Regions from separate parts of the Mus musculus genome. Here region 1 is linked to region 2. Evidence: chromatin loops called from intact Hi-C (ENCODE). Cell type or tissue: left cerebral cortex. All regions are shown on one strand. Each heading gives the region's core, and the rest is flanking DNA. Links, peaks and the distances in the headings are about the cores only. Region 1 has its middle 45 kb from the start of Gm24070. Region 2 has its middle 190 kb from the start of Gm24070.

Region 1 (8,340 bases), core at 228-8,227, 140 kb after region 2:
GACTTTGGGGTATGTGTTCTTTTTGGTTCCTGGTTTTCTCTTCTTTGGCTTATTATCTAGATTAGAAGACAGCCACCCTGTTTTTCTCTATTGTCTGCATCAGTAGTATTTAAATTATAGAGCTACCCCTCTCATCAGGAGACATTGGCCCATGAGTCCCAAAGGGAGCACCCTGCCACTATGTTGCACTCCACTAATAGTCTATCTTAGTTCATGGACTCTCTGGGCACTAGTACAATACAAGTAGTTTCAAAAGATTGGGTAGAAAGTCTTGTCTATATCAGAATTTTTTTCTAATTTTATCTATTCTTTCTGAGAACCCCAAGCCCACTTCATACACTTGTCTTGTGCCTCTGCTGTATACAAAGCAACACATTCTAGTTCTGATTTTTTTCTTAGCAGGTTTGGCTTACTCTGGTCATCTCTAGATGTTCTGAGCAAGCATCACATACCACTCAACATTTTTCTCTGAGACCATTCTCAGAGACTTGACTTCCAACTCTGACTCTCCTGATGGATGTCCAAGGCAAGACTGTCCCTCTGAGGTATTATCTCCTTTCTTTTCTTCACCAAAGTAAGCCCTACCGCTCTGAGACATCAGTGAGGTGATGAAGGTATTTGTCTTTGTAAATGTCTATGTGTTACTGATTATCACTACTGTCTCTATAGGACATACGCTGCCTCTCCTGATGCATCTTCTTGCTTAAACTTTATGATCATGTACTCTGACCCCACCTCCGTGCCCCAGGTCCCCATGACCCTGAACCTATTCCCAGGTTTTGCTCTAGAAGAAATTCCCATTCTCTGCTAGGTGATCCCCCTCAACATCAGGCACATACTACAGCAGTGCCCAGCTTAAACATATTACCCTCTCTTAACCCCAATTTTCCTTTTCATTATAACCTCTATTCCCTGCCTTTCTTTGCAATTCAACTACTGGGAAAAAAAAATCTATACTCACTGTCCTGACTTCTGTTTCATTTCCTCTGGAGATCACCCTAACAGGCCTTTATCTTCCCACTCCAGCCTTCTGTAGATCACCAGAGACCCAATGTTAAGCCTTAGCCCAGCTCCTCTCATTTGACCTCCTAACAGGGTTTGACACTTCACTCACTCCTGGCCTGTTATAGCCCTTTCTTCCTTGGCCTCTGGGACACTGCTCTTCTAGGTTCTTTTTTCAGATGTTTTTGCCTAGGCCCTGCCTCCTCCAGATCTCTAACTATCACTAGCTTCAGAGCAAAGTCCCACCTCTGTTCATCCCATAGGAAATCTACCATTGTATGTGTTAGGTAATACAACAGTGCTTTCCGTCCCTATGAGCTCCAGACTTGTACTTCCAGCTGCCTACACATCATCTCCATCTCACTTTCTCCTGCATCCCACGTCTAACACATAAGCAAATCCTTTTGGTTATTATCTTCAAAATATGTTATTCAAAGACCAGATATGATGTTTCATGCTTGTAATCCCAGCACTTCTTTGTGAGTTTGTGATATATCACAGGAAAAGAAAAGAAAGGGATGTGTTCCCACAATGACAGCTTTCCTTTCTGAGTATTTTTTATATTTTAAGAGAAGGTCCCACACCATAGGCAGATGAACACAGAACTCATCACATAGTTTAGTCAGGCCTTGAACTCCCACGTGCTAAGATTACTGGTGTATGCTACCACACCCAACACTGAGTACTTTAAAAATTATCATTACTATGTAAAGTAGGTATTATTTTTAATTTTCAATACTTTTGAATAGTAAAATAGGTCATAAGAATGTTCCATGCCAAGGGCCAATCCTTATAATTTTTGTTGACTTGGTAGTATTCATTTGGAAGTATTTACTTTAACTATTCTTTTATTATTACTTTAAACTCACTTGACATTTCATTATTACAGGTAATACCTCATATATATCATTTCCCCACTGAATGATCACCCCAGAATACAGTCTCAGAATTATTATTTTAAGGTCAAAGATTATGAGTATTTTAATGAATATTGATACTGCTGAATTACTTTCCAGATGAACTTCCAAAATAGTTCATATTGCCAGCTAGCACAGGAGGGTAGGTCCATTCATTCAGTCATTCAGCAAATATTTAATGTGTACATATTATGCCCCAGCACTGTCTCCACTGCTGGAGAATGTAATTCCAAGTGAGGAGGACAAAAAAGCAAGTCAGTTACAACTGGTGGGCCCTGAAAGTTCCCCAGGAGACCATGCAGCAGATTAGCCGTCAGATGTGCTGTGGCTGTGTTTAGTAGGCAGAAACATCTGCCAATGGCTTCTACATGGTGGTTATACAGACAATGATAATTTAGAAAGTTCAGTTTGCCCATCAGTTATCAGAGGTGCCAAAACCAAAGGCTCTATGACTTACATGCGACTGAGATCCTCAGTGTTTCATTGTGAATGGGATGGGCTCATCTAAGGCGCCCACCCTGAGGTAAGGAGCTATTGACAGGTAATGGCTCCTGGTGAAGGGAGTGTCATTTTTCTTCAGTGGTATTGTCACTGGTAACTCACCCTGGCTTAAGTAAATAAACTCCCACCTAGGTCCAACTCTGATCCATCCCAGTAGATTGCTTACAAAAGCAAAATATGAATTGTTGGGACAAACAAGGGTTCTAGAGGGGGTTGGAGTGGGAGAAGAGTGGGTAATGGAGGGGTTGATATGATCAAAATAAATCACAGACAGGTATAAAATTGTCAAAGAGTAATTAAAACTGTTTTATAGGGAGGATTCCTAAAGAAAGTAACTAGAGGAAAGAGCAGGGGGCTGGGGGGGGGGGGGAAGAGGAGAAGGATCACAACTGACTTTAACGCCATTTAACAAGTTAGGAGAAAATGTTTAATCTGAAAAAAAAAAAGTCATAGTACAAACAGGAAGTATAATCAGACCATTAGGGTTGACAATTCCACACTGCAGATGGCTGATAGACTTTGGAGTCTAATTGTGACACCCGCCAGTCCTGGTCTAAGTCATATACAACCTGATGGTTAGATAATCATGTGGCCCAATTAGTATAGCTGTGGGACTCTTAATGTCTATATTCCTAATTTTCTGACTACTTAGAAATATGCCCTAAACGCTACTTGAAGCTAGCCTTTTGCATCCTGTGTATGTAGTGATTTTCCCAGCCTGCTGATGGCCTTGCGTCAGAATAGGTTCTGACCGACTGATACATTTGCTCTTACAATGCTGTCACAATTTACTGCTGCAAATGAGTGTTAGTGGCATCGAAACGCTCCCCCACAGCTTTCACCAGCTCTCTTCATAAAGCAAGGAGGTCGTAAATCAGGCAGATGTTAAACATCCACGTTGAAGCTGCATCTCTGGTTTGGGCCCAAAGTCTCTGAGCTGGCACGGATTTAAGTAGGATTGGTTTAATCGTGTCTTCCTGCTATGGCATATGGGACAGCACTAACCGAGAATTATAGACTTGGGGTCCTGAAACCCCACAACACTAATGAGCTGTAATGTTTTAACAGAGTTGAGGGAACAGAAGAAGCATAATTTAGGGAAATGGTTTGTTTTTTAGTAACGCTTTAAGCCACCATGTTGTCTGCTTCTTTATATGTGCGTGGGGGTGGAGGTCTACATGGAGTTGCCTCTGCCCCAGCTCTGCAGGGGTGGTGTGTGTCATTGCTAAGAGCCTTTCAAACTAGTGAAATGAGATTGTTGAATATTCAGGAGACTTTGATTTGACTTAAATAATTTAATGTCTTGTAAAATGAGGGGCAAGTTCAGAGAGATCAACATCTACCTAAGAGAAACCGGCATTGTCCAGACGGTTCTCTTAGCTTTCCATTAGTTTCCAACTATTTTTGTAATTTCTCCACTTTAAAGAGTTTTTTTTCCTTTTGTAATTTCTACAGCCCACACGTATTTTCTCCCGTGGGTGGCTCTTAGAGCACTGAGAACTTACTGTTTCCTAAGTCTGTCTTGGTAATTTCTGTATAGTGTTTCTACAAGTTTATACCTATCTTTCACCAGCGACAAAAGAAAGCAGGCTGGTTATTAAATATTACCCATAGTCACAAGCTGTCAGTGGCTTTGTTCGATATCAGAATGTAAATCTAACACTCTATCTGACATCTAAAATGTTATAAAATACTGTAAGTCCAGCTTATTTCCCTCAGCAATTTTGCAGCATTGATGTTTTCTCATGTCTATTTGCATACAGCACATTGTTATAGGATCTTGTCCCAAGAGTGGTGAATGCCTTGCTGGGCCTCAACCTGTGGCTCTGCTGAACCTACAGGTCTGGCTGCCAGTTTGCAGAGAGTGGACAAATCCCCTCTGCTGCAGGCTCAGACTTTGAGAAGCTTTGTTGCTGAGTCTGGATCCCGTCCTGAAGCTGAAAAACATTACGAAACATTTCTCCATCTGGCAGATGAATCTTCCTGTCATCGTACCTGTCACAGGCTGCATCTCACATGCCCTCGGCTGTCCTCTGAAGAAGGATTGCCTCTCTAGATGACTGGTAGGCCTGAATCACAACTGCATACATCACCCAGGCAAATCAGACTGCGCCAGGAGTGAATGCATACCCTGGGGAGAGATCTCTTCAGACGAAATGTGTAATGTCCTGTGGCTGCTCCAGGGCTTCCAGAGCTTATCATGGCAGCCTCACTAGCAGTGCCCTAATGGCTCCGTGGGAAGAGAAAGAACTTGTGAGAGGGGTTGAGAGTCTGCCTGTCCCAAGGAAGGATGGTTTTATCGTTTCATAGGAACTTTTGAAAACCTCCAAACTTAGGGGAAATAGGAAAAGGAAAGGTCACATAGCATCTAAATTAGATTCAACAATTATTAAAGTTTGCTTCATTTATTCCTAAAAGCCCACCTCAGAGGACATATGTGAGATATCATCTTATAGTTCTCCCAGAGAAGAGGAATGGACAAGAGTGATCTCAAACCCCCTCTGTTTTCTCAGCAAACAGATTCCTATTTTTGGTAAAGACACTAAAATTAAAACGTACCAAAAACCGTATATGAGACAATATATAAGAAAGCATGTTTGCTCTTTGGTGCTCAGTCAATGGTTTTGAACTCTATTGAAAATAATTAATCTATAATTGTTTTAATACTATCAAGATTAGGTCCTGGTCTTCCTTTAAGGATCTCTCCACCTCCCTGTGTGAAATGACATTAAAAATAACAGGTGCATTGAATGTTTCATATTCCACAGGGTCCTGCTACCAGGCCCCGAATGCAGGCCTAGAATTACCTTGTCCTGCTGGGATTTACCGTATGAAGCCACGAGCTTCCTGTTTTGTTGCCATCAGTGAAGCAGTAGGGTGGACTGGGACTTTGTGTCTCACTGATGACGCCTTAGTTTGGCAGCTCTGTGAGCTGCCTGCTTGCTGGGGTTGTTCTGATTTCTAACTCAGTGCAAATCCATAGAGTACCTCCTGCCTCGTTCCAGAAAAAATAATGCATTTTGACATCACTGTTTCTAGAATTTTGAAGAAAAGGGATTGATGATGATACCCAAAGTTCTCTTATGACAACAGATTGTTTTAATATAGACTCAAGATCAAAATATTACCAACAAAAGGTTTTCCTTTTGACACACTCAGGATGCTGGTGTATGCATGTGCATGTGTGCATGAGCACGCATGCTCACACGACAGGGGTTGTGCATGCATGTGTCCCTCAGGGTCAATGCCTGCCTGAGTCAGAAAAATATCCCTGGTTCTGCATGAGGAGAAGGATGCATAAAGTAACAGAAAAAGGCCTTCAGTTTTGTTTTCAATTAGAACAATGTTGGTTGTTCTCAGAACTGTATTTGATTTCCCTCAAAATTAAAACTAATTTTCTTTTGGATAAGGTCCTGGTCTGAGATAGTGGCATGTGAAGACAAAGAAAGAGAAACCATTAGGCAGTAAGACGAGTGGTACCCAGTGGTTTACTAGATCTCTGATTAGGATGGGAACCACAGGTACTTGAGGAAGAAGAAGGAATGGAAGAAGGTTATATGGAGTCTGAACTAGGAGAAGAGGCCATGGGTGGCATCACAAAGAATTCAGAAGGCGCAGCAAGTGCTAACTGCTCACAGGGCACTTGGCCTCACATAGCTCTGTGCATTGTCTAATCTCATTGCTGCTATATTTCAGCTTTGCAGGGAGTGTCTTGGGAATTTCATGGGTATGTGCTATTTATTTGACCACACTACCCAGTGTCCTGTTCTAGACACTGTGGATACTAATGATGCTCACTAAAGCAGAGACCCCAATGATCCAATACCATCAAAAAAGTCCATCAACTAAAAAGAAATTTCCAAATAACCGTATTTTTTTTAACTTGCTATTCTTGGTCAGTTTAAAAAGGAATCGTAGTCTCAGAAAACATTTCTCTTTTTAGAATCCTTTACTCTTCCATTCATTTTTCTCACATGTTATAAATACTCGCTCACTACTCTTAGCTATTCAAACACCAAGCTCATCTGTCTTTCAACCATGTTCAGATCCCTCGTGCTCTTCTCTAGATTCTAACTACAGAAGGGCAGAGGGCAAGAGCAGGCAGAAGCTGATCAGACAGACAAAGCCAGACCCCTCTTTAGCAAGCAGGGAGAGTGAACAGGCTGGAAATATACAATTATGATCTTGATTTCATTACACAGAGATGAATAAGCCATCTGTGATGATGGACACTTTGGTCCTCAGAGATGTGTATATCATAACCGTTTTATGTTTATTTTTGTTGTAGGCAACTTTCATCTTGTGGATGGCAATGCCAGCATTATAATGAGCCAGGAAAGCTTGCTTACTGGAAAAGGGGTTGAGGGCAGCTTGTGTTAGGGGAACTGTCTCTGCCAAGAAACTAGGACTGTCTGTGCTTAGCATTCACACTCCAAGATGATCTTGGCTGGCGCTTTAGGGTGGTGTTTGGGGGTTGGCTCTCTCGAGGGCAGAAGAATATGCAAGCAGCTGGAACGTGGCCCACAGGTAGCTCTGCCTCCCAGGCTGTCCTTGTTGCTAGTAGCCTGTGCCTGCTACCCACTCATCCCCCATTCCCAGCTTTGTCTAGTCCCTGACTTTGTCTGGCCTCTGGCTGAGCTACTTGCTCCAGTTGCTCCAGGGCCTTTGAGGGATCCTTTTCCACCCTCAATTATTTAGAGAATACATTATTAATTTCTATAATCAGACGCACATAGATAAGATTTCACACATTTAATACAGTTCATTACCCCTTTACAAATGGAAGAATTTAAGTTTAACATTTCTAGACCAATATGGCTGTTAATTTCTGTACTATGCCAACCCAGCATGATATACTGGGATATTTTTTTTTTCACAGTTGATAGCACAGCTGAAGTTTCTAAAAAATCGTGTGTGTGTGTGTGTGTGTGTGTGTGTGTGTGTGTGTGTGTGTGTGAATCCAAGGATCTCAACAGCACGTGCTGGGTACTCCTTAGCACCTAATCCCACTGCTGCTTTGATCCTGCACTCGGGATGATCTTGCCTCCCTGGAACCCGCTGCCTTCTGCTTCTGGCATCACTGTGTAGAACCAGAGAACACTTAGCCATAGGTGACAAGACAGTCGAGTGTACTATAAGGAGAAGGACCACGTGCACCAAGCTGGTCTGAAGAGAATGTAACAGTGGGAAATGTGTAGAGTGTGGGATTTTAGCCTTGGTGGCCACTGAGCTATGGAAGGAGATTTAAAATGGGGAGTCAGACAAAATGAAATGGAAATTACTGGAATTGAAACCTGGGCAGACCAGCCTTCAAAGGTGGTCCCCAGCCGTCCTTTCTACAAGTGTAGATGGTCACAGTGACTTGCTCCTGATGGATGGAATGAGATGGTAGGAACAATATATGATTGAAAGTGAGGTCATAAGAGACAGAGTGACCTGCTTCAGAAAGATCCAAATGCATTGCTGTAACCCAGCAGAGAGGCCCACATAGTGAAGACTCTGAGCATCCCAGTGTGAGTTAACCTAGAAATATAGCCTCCTAATTCAGTGGGGCTTCAGGTGACTGCAATGCAGGAGACATTGGATAACTGCAGGAGAGAATCCAATGGGTACCTCTGTGTCTGTTCCTGACAGTTACAACACTTGCCAATATCACAGTACCCTCCGAGGATCCTGGAGTTAACAGCCCCGTTTTACAAATAAAGAAACCAAGGCTTAACAAAGCAAAGTTACCAAAATTAGGAAGACATCAGACCTCATTTCATTTAGAAGCCTATTTCCTCTGCCGCCGCTTTCACGGCCTTCTGGATCCCATGAGCAAGAGCTTGGACTGCAGAGAGCACTGCGCCTTCTGCAAAGCCAGGAGCCGTAATTCGCCGGCATGTCAATTTGTATCTGGATTTGCCTTCTGCTCCAGTGG
Region 2 (8,340 bases), core at 266-8,265:
GTGCAGATGTTACACAGAAGGAAACATGGATTATACATGTGTGTTTTCTGGTCTTTCTTTCTCATGTTAGAAAGCTACAAGAAGTTCAACTATGGGGCTAGAGTCTGATGACCTTATCTAACCTAAGTCTACTCCCAGTTCTAGACACTATAATCAGCTTTTTTTTCCCTCAGTATCTGTCTTAGTTAGGTTTTCCATTGCTGTGAAGAGACACCATGGCCAAGGGCAACTCTTATAAAGGAAAATATTTAATTGGGTCTAGCTTACAGCTTCAAAGGTTCAGTCCATTATCATCATGGCAGCCATAGCAGCATCTAGGCAGGGACGGTGCTGGAAAAGGAGCTGAGAGAGTTCTACATTTTGATCTGAAGGTAGCCAGGTAAGACAGTATCATGAGCAGCTAGGAGGAAGATCTCTTCTGCACTGGCTGGAGCCTGAACATAGGACCTCAAAGCACAAAGCCTGCCTACACAGTGACTTACTTCCTTCAACAAGTTCACACCTATTCCAACAAGGCCACACTTCCTAACAGTGCCACTTCCCATGGGCCAAGCTTATTCAAACCACCACAGTATCTCTCAATGAAGACTAAATTCTACTATAGGAAATGTGAGGAATTTACTGAAACCATTTCTAACCATAGCAGAACTCTGATCTAATATGGCTGACCCCATACAAGAAGGCAGCACTCTCGATGCAGAGAGGCACACAGAGAAACTTGCCATGTGAAGGTTGGAATTACATTGCCACAGACATTGTACTCTCAGAAGCCAACACAAAGTCCTGGAGTATGTCTTTCCTTTGTGATTATAAAGGGAACATAGTCCGTTGGCCAGAAGCACCCTACTCTCAAGTTTCTTACCTGTGAGATAGAAACTTTCTGTTATTTAAGCCATAATGAGGGACTCTAGCCAGTCCTGGCATGGCAAACATGGCTCTGGCAGGCCTTGCCTTTCTCCCTGATTGCCCCCTGCTTCCTCTGAAGCAAATAAATCTCCTTTGTGCTGAAAACTTGATCTTGGGAATCCTGAGCTGATGTTGTTTCCTACAATTAAGATTATGGTACTATGCTATAATTAAGATTATAGCAACCCTAGCAAACTAAACACCAAGAAACAGAGAGACTGGGTGCTCACACCTTGTAGCTTTCCCCTGCCTGCCTCAGCCTTAAGGATATATTTGTACTCATGGTTTGTTGGCCAGAAATAGTCACATGGTGTTGGGCTGTGTTCACAGAAGAGGAAAACTGAAGTCTGCATACATCCACGGCATCTACTCTGTTTCTCATTTTAGATGCTAGTGATTAAATCAGTTTGAAAAAATGTTTTCTATTTTCTGTTCCAAGAAGACAACTGAATGGTCTAAACTCGCTTTATCTGTATCTTACCAGTGTATTCCCTCCTAGGTTCTCTTGAAGACGAACCACGGGTGTGGGTCTGTTTATAGTTAGTCATATGTACTAAGCTATAGGCAAGGTGTGAATGCAATTAGAACATGGTGTTGTGTCTAAGCATGAGACCCTGCCAGGGACAGGGTCTTTTCTCTCGTCCAAGTTGTCCTGGACTCATCATTAACTCAGGCTATCCTCAAAACCATGGTGTTCCTCCTGCCTCAGGCAGTCTGGTGCTGAAATTTCAGGCAGGAACCACTACATCTCCTGCCCATGGAAACCGGACCAATTTTACCTAGTTTGTCTGAACTGTTGGTGAAGTCGGCCTTTTGAGATTCCTTGACAAGCCACTTATATGCATACATTATTCTTGAAAATATATAGTCCAAATTTCAAACAACAAGCTTAGAAAATAATTCTTTTACAAAACATTGCATTGGTGAATGAATGAATTTCTCTCTCCTTCTCTCTTCCCCCCTCTCTTTCTGTATGTGTGTGTATGTGTGTGTGTGTAAGACCATAATCATGCCTGTGCACATGAATGTATTTATAACCTTGAGTTATCCTCAACCTAGCAACAATATTTTAAAATTATTTGTATGCAGTATACTTTATTCATGTGCATATAATTTTAAAATAATATATCCACATTCTTTCAACTGAATCTGCCTTAGAGTATATATCATAATAACATAGCTATGATTGTGCTCAAAGTTATTCCTGAAGAACATGCTTGGTTGGTTTCACTCAGCCAAGTTTTTTTTTTTTTGAATATTTTTAAAAGTAAGGGAAAGAAATGAGACAAATTGTACTTTTCATGTACTGTGGCACAAACTAGAAAAATATAATTGGGCTTCAGGCCAAATTCTGAAGGCAATTGGAGCTGCTTATGTCAATTCGGCACACTCTATTCCTCAACTCCTGTTGACAGAAAGGAAAATTGGTAGTGATCTGCTTCTCCATGCTGGAGAGGCGGAGAGAATATCTGGGCTCCAGATCGCAGCAGATGGATGCATGCAACAGCTACTGATTTGTCATTTGTGGGGAGTAGGGAATCCTCCAGCTTGGAGGAGGCTTCGTGTGTCGGTTGCCTTGGGCCATCTGTTCCGTGGCTGAAGGCAGCGCCATACGCTCAGTAAATGTTTGTGGAATGAATAATGAATCTTTCCTAGAGAGCTTCCGTGCAAGTGAGCCTGCCTTTTCTTTATACCTGACTACCACGTGGTCCATTCTCTGGTCTCCACAGGAAGATATGCACTAAGCGGGATAAGACACTGCCTCAGGTTGACTTATTTGTCAAGTGTTTATTGAACTGTTAGGTGCTGGGGACTTTGATAAATCTCAGATATCTAGGTAACAATAACCTGACCCAGAAAAATAATGTGTTTGCCCTAATAGATCGGAAGATGTGTGAAAAGCCGTCTAAGAACGTAGAAGATGCCTTGAAGATTTTAGGACAGAGGTGGGAGAAGCGGGAACCTCAGCATCCTGTGTGCTTTAACTTTTGCACAGCCTAAGTTCTCTACATCAGACAGACTGTACCGGGCTTTAAGTAGTCAGGACTCCCAATGCTTCCTAGGCCACCACTCTCCTATACTCTGATAGAGTTGCAATCTACCTCTTGACTGGCATGTGCCTCTCAGCATAAAGGCGTACTTCAGCTTCTCACCAGAACAAAAGCACATCTTTAACCTGCTTATCTGCCTCAACGTTTTTTCCTTTATGTATCTTCCTCAGTCAACCGAGTCACGAGGACTTTAGTTTCCTCTGTCCCTCATGTCCCCTTGTCACACAGCACCATCACAGAGTCAGTCTTTTCTGTGCCACACCTGTCCCCAGAGAGGTCATTCAGTCTCTGGGTCCTTAACCTATTGTAAAATGTACATTATTAACGATTTGCTGGCATTTGACCCTACTGAGCAGGGTCCTTTCACTGTCTTTCTTGTGACCTCAAATGATCTTGAGTTTTTAGTTTGCTTTTAAGCTCTTTTCTCAAGTGCTTTTTTGGCCATTCTCTTTCTGTCCACTTTGTAAATGGTGTTTTCTGAGGCTTGGCTTTTGGCCACCTCTTCTTGTCACTCTACTGAGTTTACTCGGGTGACCAAATCTATTTTCATGTCCTTAGCTAACTCCATCCAAGCTGATAGCTCTCTCATTTTGTATTCCCAACCTAGGTTTTAAGCGACATACCTATGCCTACTGACTTTTTATTTTTCAGATACCTCCCTTTTCTTCATCCTTATGTCCATTAAATTATTACAAGTCAATGAATGATTTGCCTGGATTGTGGCAGCTTTCTCCTCTCTCTGTTTCCTGCTAGCAAGCTTGGCCAGTGTTAGACTTAATTGTCCTTTCCTACTAAAGTTCTCACACCCAGCGAAGCTAAGTCTAGAGATACCCACTAAGGAGATAACTACAGTTAAATGAAGTCATAAGGGTGGGGCCCTCTCCAGTGTGACTAATGCTCTTATAAGAAGTAGAGTCGATACCATAAGGGTGTGTACACAGAAGGAAGACCATATGGCCATGTGAGGAGACAAGGAAGATAAAGCAACCTACAGTCTAAGGAGAGAGTAGCTGTACTCCCTGTCACCTTTTTGAATTTGGAAGTAAAGCCACAGAACTGTGAAAAATAAATTTCTATCGTTTAAATTACTTAGTACTTGGTTATTTTGTTATAGTGGCATTAGCAGATTAATATACACACTTAATAGATTATTTCAAAAGCAGATTTGATCATGTTGCTATCCTGCTTATACTTTATGGTATAGAAGACTGCCTCTACTCCTAGTTCCTGCCCTTCTTTTTGTTCAATATTCTGACCTTACTAAATTACACAATTACACATTCATTCTGAATCTTTACAAATGGTCTTCCTTTTGCTGGACTATTTTTCCTCATCAGACCACTTACTTCCTTGACAACATCCATTTAAACTACAGTTAACTTTTATACATTTATTCACAAAGGTTTTGTGTGTGTGTGTGTGTGTGTGTGATTCCTCAAACTGCTGGGTACCATTCCTAAGTTCTTCTGGATTCCCACAGTCTCAGGCTGTGAACTCTTGGAAGAAGGTGGCTATGGTCTCATTTATCTTTCTATTTAAGTCTCGTATCTACCCATATATTGATTAAAACATGGTATTCAAAATTGATTTTTAGATGAATTAATAAAGATTAAACACTACTCTCAAGGATACAAAATAAAATTTGACAAATCATTGTATTGACACAGGTGGGAAGAAAAGTCAGGGAGAAGATTCTAGTTGAGCCCACCTTGTCTTATGATTGGATGGAGTCACACATACTTTGTAAACTAAGAACAATATAGTCATTACTATCATTGTAATCACAACAACATTTTTTTGTTAACTGTGCCTACTTATACCATAGGTCTGAAGTCTGCTGTAGATCACGAATTGTAAAACATTTAGTTTGATGCATCACAGCCACTGTATAAGGAATAATTATTCTTTTTGCTGCCTCAAAAATGGGAGAAATGATGACTTGGAGAAATTACTTGCCTGGATATTACCTGCTCGGGCTAAAAATTAAACTTAGCTAATAGTCTGCTTGCTCAGTCTTCTATCTGGTCTGGTCTGGCTATGGCTATATGAATATTTTAGCCTACAAACCTTGAGAAGAAACAACTTGTAATAGTTCCGAGCTGAGGTCTACATCTCTACTGTCTCCTCTCTGTTGAGATGACTTCTGAAGCTTCAGCATGACACAGCAGAGTATTGATCAGTCTGGGCCTCTGAGCGACTAAAGAGGAGCAGAACACCTGCTGGTCTATAGTTAAGACGTTGAGTGAGAAAATCTTGAAGCTTTAGAGAAACTAGGATTTGGGGTTGTTGTCACTTCTGCAAGTTCAAATCTATCTTAACTATACAGCACCTCCACCTTGCCTTCCATGGAGCAGCTTGGGGTCCCTGGCAGCAAAGGGGAGACTGCTATGGTTTAGAAATTTCCCCTAAAAGTTTATGTGGCAGAAACTTAATCTCCTGATTCATGTTTTTGGAGGTGAGGCCTTGGGAAGTAATTAGGACTAGATGAAGTTATGAGGGTGGGGGCCTCAAGATATAAAAAGAGAAACCCAAGGTTACATGCTTCTATGGCCTTGTCATGTGATACAACACAGTAAGAACTCCCCCTATGGGCTGGAGAGATGGCTCAGTGGATAAGAGCACTGGCTGCTCTTCCAGAGGTCCTGAGTTCAATTCCCAGCAGCCACATGGTGGCTTACAACCATCTGTAATGGGATCTGGTGCCCTCTTCTGGTGTATCTGAAGATGACAGTATACCCACCTACATAAAATAAATAAATAAATCTTAAAAACAAAACAAAAACACTCCATATTAGATGTAGCCCCTTATCTTGGACTTCTCAGTTTCCAAAGCTTTAAGAAATAAATCCTTTTATCTATAGGCCTTAGATATTCTATTGCAGTAATACAAAATAATGTAAGAAATTTAGAACTTTTTGCTAGATAGTCTCTATCAATATAGAACATCATATCCAATTGTAAACCAGATTTTATTGGGTTACTAAGTATATAGTGAGGATGGTTCATTTCCTTGAAGGCTTTAAATACTTAAATTACAGAGACGAGAAGAATGAACCTGTAATCAACAAAAATATCTACAAATACATGCCGCAATTATTTGAATGCATTGTGGAGGTGGTAGTCATTGAATAGCATTAATCAGTGATGAACAGTGTAGACCTTGAGTTGTCATTTCCACATCTTGAGAGGTTTATCAACCTTTGCACTAAGAGCATTTGGGGCTGGATATGTCTCTATGATTTGGGTTATCTTGTGCACTGTAGATGTTTCAGATGCTGTTGGCACTCTTGGGTTCTGTTTCTTAGTCACCATTCCATTCTCGTGCAAAACCCAAAATATCTCCAGACATTACTTTCAGCTTCCTGGGGGTAAAAATCACCCTACTTCACCAGTCTGCTGAGTGAAACTGTGATGATGGTTTCTAGTTTGTATTCCTACTGGAAGCTAGACAAGTTTCATTTTCTAAAAATGGTAAGTGCTTTCCTAACAGGCTTTAAAAGCTTCAGGAATATCAAGCTACAAATGTCTCCTACAAATAAATCCCTGCAGAACACTATTGTGGATTTCATGTTGTTAGATAAAATCAGAGAGACTTTGTCTTCCCTTTGGATGGGCACCATCCTTGGGAGGTAGTTACACATCATCAGAGAAAGGATCTGAGGATAAACTTGAAGAAGGGGGAATAAAGCATCAAGACTCTTGCATGAAAAGGCAGCAGAGTCAAAGAGACAGAGGTGACAGCATGAAGGAAGAGGAATTTGAGGACAGTGGTGCTGAAGCTAACTAAGCTCAGGAAGAAAGCCTGTATGTTCTCCTGAGGAGGAAAGAGGGTTGAGAAAGGATTTCAAGATGTATGGGGTAAATAATGCAGAGCCTGGTGGGATGCATGCATGGAGGGATGCTGAGAACACAAGGCTCTGAGTGAGTGGATTAAGACAATCCTCAAGGTCTGGCATGAGTCTCATCTCACTGCCCTTCTCCTCACACTTGGGGCTCAGCTCTCTTGGCCATCTTCCCTGCTATTGGGATTCCCTGTGGTTCTTTCTCTCTTCCAAATGCTGATCCACCTGCATGGAGCAGGTATCCCTATCCTGCTCCAGTTAAAGTAACTGTCTCTGCCTAGTTAATTGTTACTCATGCTTCAGAACTCAGCCCAATCTGTTACTTCATCTGGGGTACTTCATGGCATCCTGCCCTTCATAGCACATTTCCTAACATATATTTGGATATTGTTTGGGGGATTGTTTTACTATTGACTATTTACCTCCAAAATTTACAATTCTAATGATGGTAGAAATCGTATCAGTTGTTATCATAGTCTCTGTGATGGTTTATATATGCTTGGCCCAAGGAGTGGCACTGTTAGGAGGTGTAGCCTTGGAGTAGGTGTGTCACTGTAGGCATTGGCTTTAAGACCCTCATCCTAGCTGCCTGGAAGTCAGTCTTCTGATAACTGCCTTTAGAATAAGAGGAACTCTCAGCTCCTCCAGCCCCATGTCTACCTCAATACTGCCACACTTCCTGCCTTGATGATAATGGACTGGACCTCTAAACCTGTAAGCCAGCCCCAATTAAATGTTGTCTTTATAAGAGTTGCCTTGTCATGGTGTCTGTTCAAAGCAGTAAACCCTAACTAAGACAGTCTCCAAAGGACTAATACTTTAGAGTTGAAATGTAATATGCAGTCAGTAGATATTTTGACTGGCTACATAAAGGTCTGGATTGTCCTACTTTGTAATTGTTTTTAGGTGAAATCAAGATTCAGAATAGTAGGGAAATGATAGGAGAAATGAAGAATTAAAAATTTACAAGAAAGCTTATCTTGTAATTTGTATCTTTGTTATTGAAAAGGACTTGTTCTTCTTGGCCAACTCTTAGGCCACTTAAAAAAAAAAAAAGCAATTCCTTGCTTGAATAATCAAAGTTATCTGAAGATGTGACAGTGATTAAGTTTTAGGAATGTTTGTGCCAACCCCCAGGGTTCGGTTGCATTTAGAGTTGAATGGGACAGTAATTCCTTGCTTGTAGGAGTTGAACGTTTGGAGGGCAGAAAGGAGTTTCTGCTTCCAGGGTTTTCCTTCAGACTTGAGTCAATGGTACAGGAAAAAAAAATCTCAGAACTCCTTAGACAGAGAATGCTGGGTGTCTTGAACATTTGGTCTTTGTCTTGAAAAACCGTGGATGGGACATGTTTAGGGTGAGCTATGGCATGATTAATCATTTCCCAGGAGTGGCTTGTGGGAAGAGTGGCTTTGGCACCACAACCCTGATGAATTTTAGTGGAGGTCTGGGCTCAGCAGCAGGTTGAAATCCCTGGTCACTGCATCCCCTGGCCATACATTTCCATGGCTTCCTCAGTTCATGTGTTCATTCAGAAGTTGGT

The links. Peaks named below come from ENCODE experiments on the same cell type or tissue, not always from the same donor. Only the 100,000 strongest peaks of a DNase experiment are listed, where the experiment ranks them.
Region 1: it touches region 2 in a loop (8-fold over the local background); 3 of 42 quality-filtered maps call a loop at or near these places.

Annotation. Positions count from the first base shown.
Region 1 is chr12:77,855,999-77,864,338 of GRCm38, reverse strand. No RefSeq gene overlaps it. Among named protein-coding and RNA genes, the nearest start is that of Gm24070, 45 kb to the right of the region's middle. In left cerebral cortex, for the core only: no CTCF peak of the experiment used is centred there; DNase peaks (open chromatin) are centred at 3,628, 3,865, 6,576, 6,830 and 1 more place.
Region 2 is chr12:77,996,108-78,004,447 of GRCm38, reverse strand. No RefSeq gene overlaps it. Among named protein-coding and RNA genes, the nearest start is that of Gm24070, 190 kb to the right of the region's middle. In left cerebral cortex, for the core only: a CTCF peak has its summit at 5,681 (motif pointing left); DNase peaks (open chromatin) are centred at 1,216, 2,439, 3,836 and 6,308.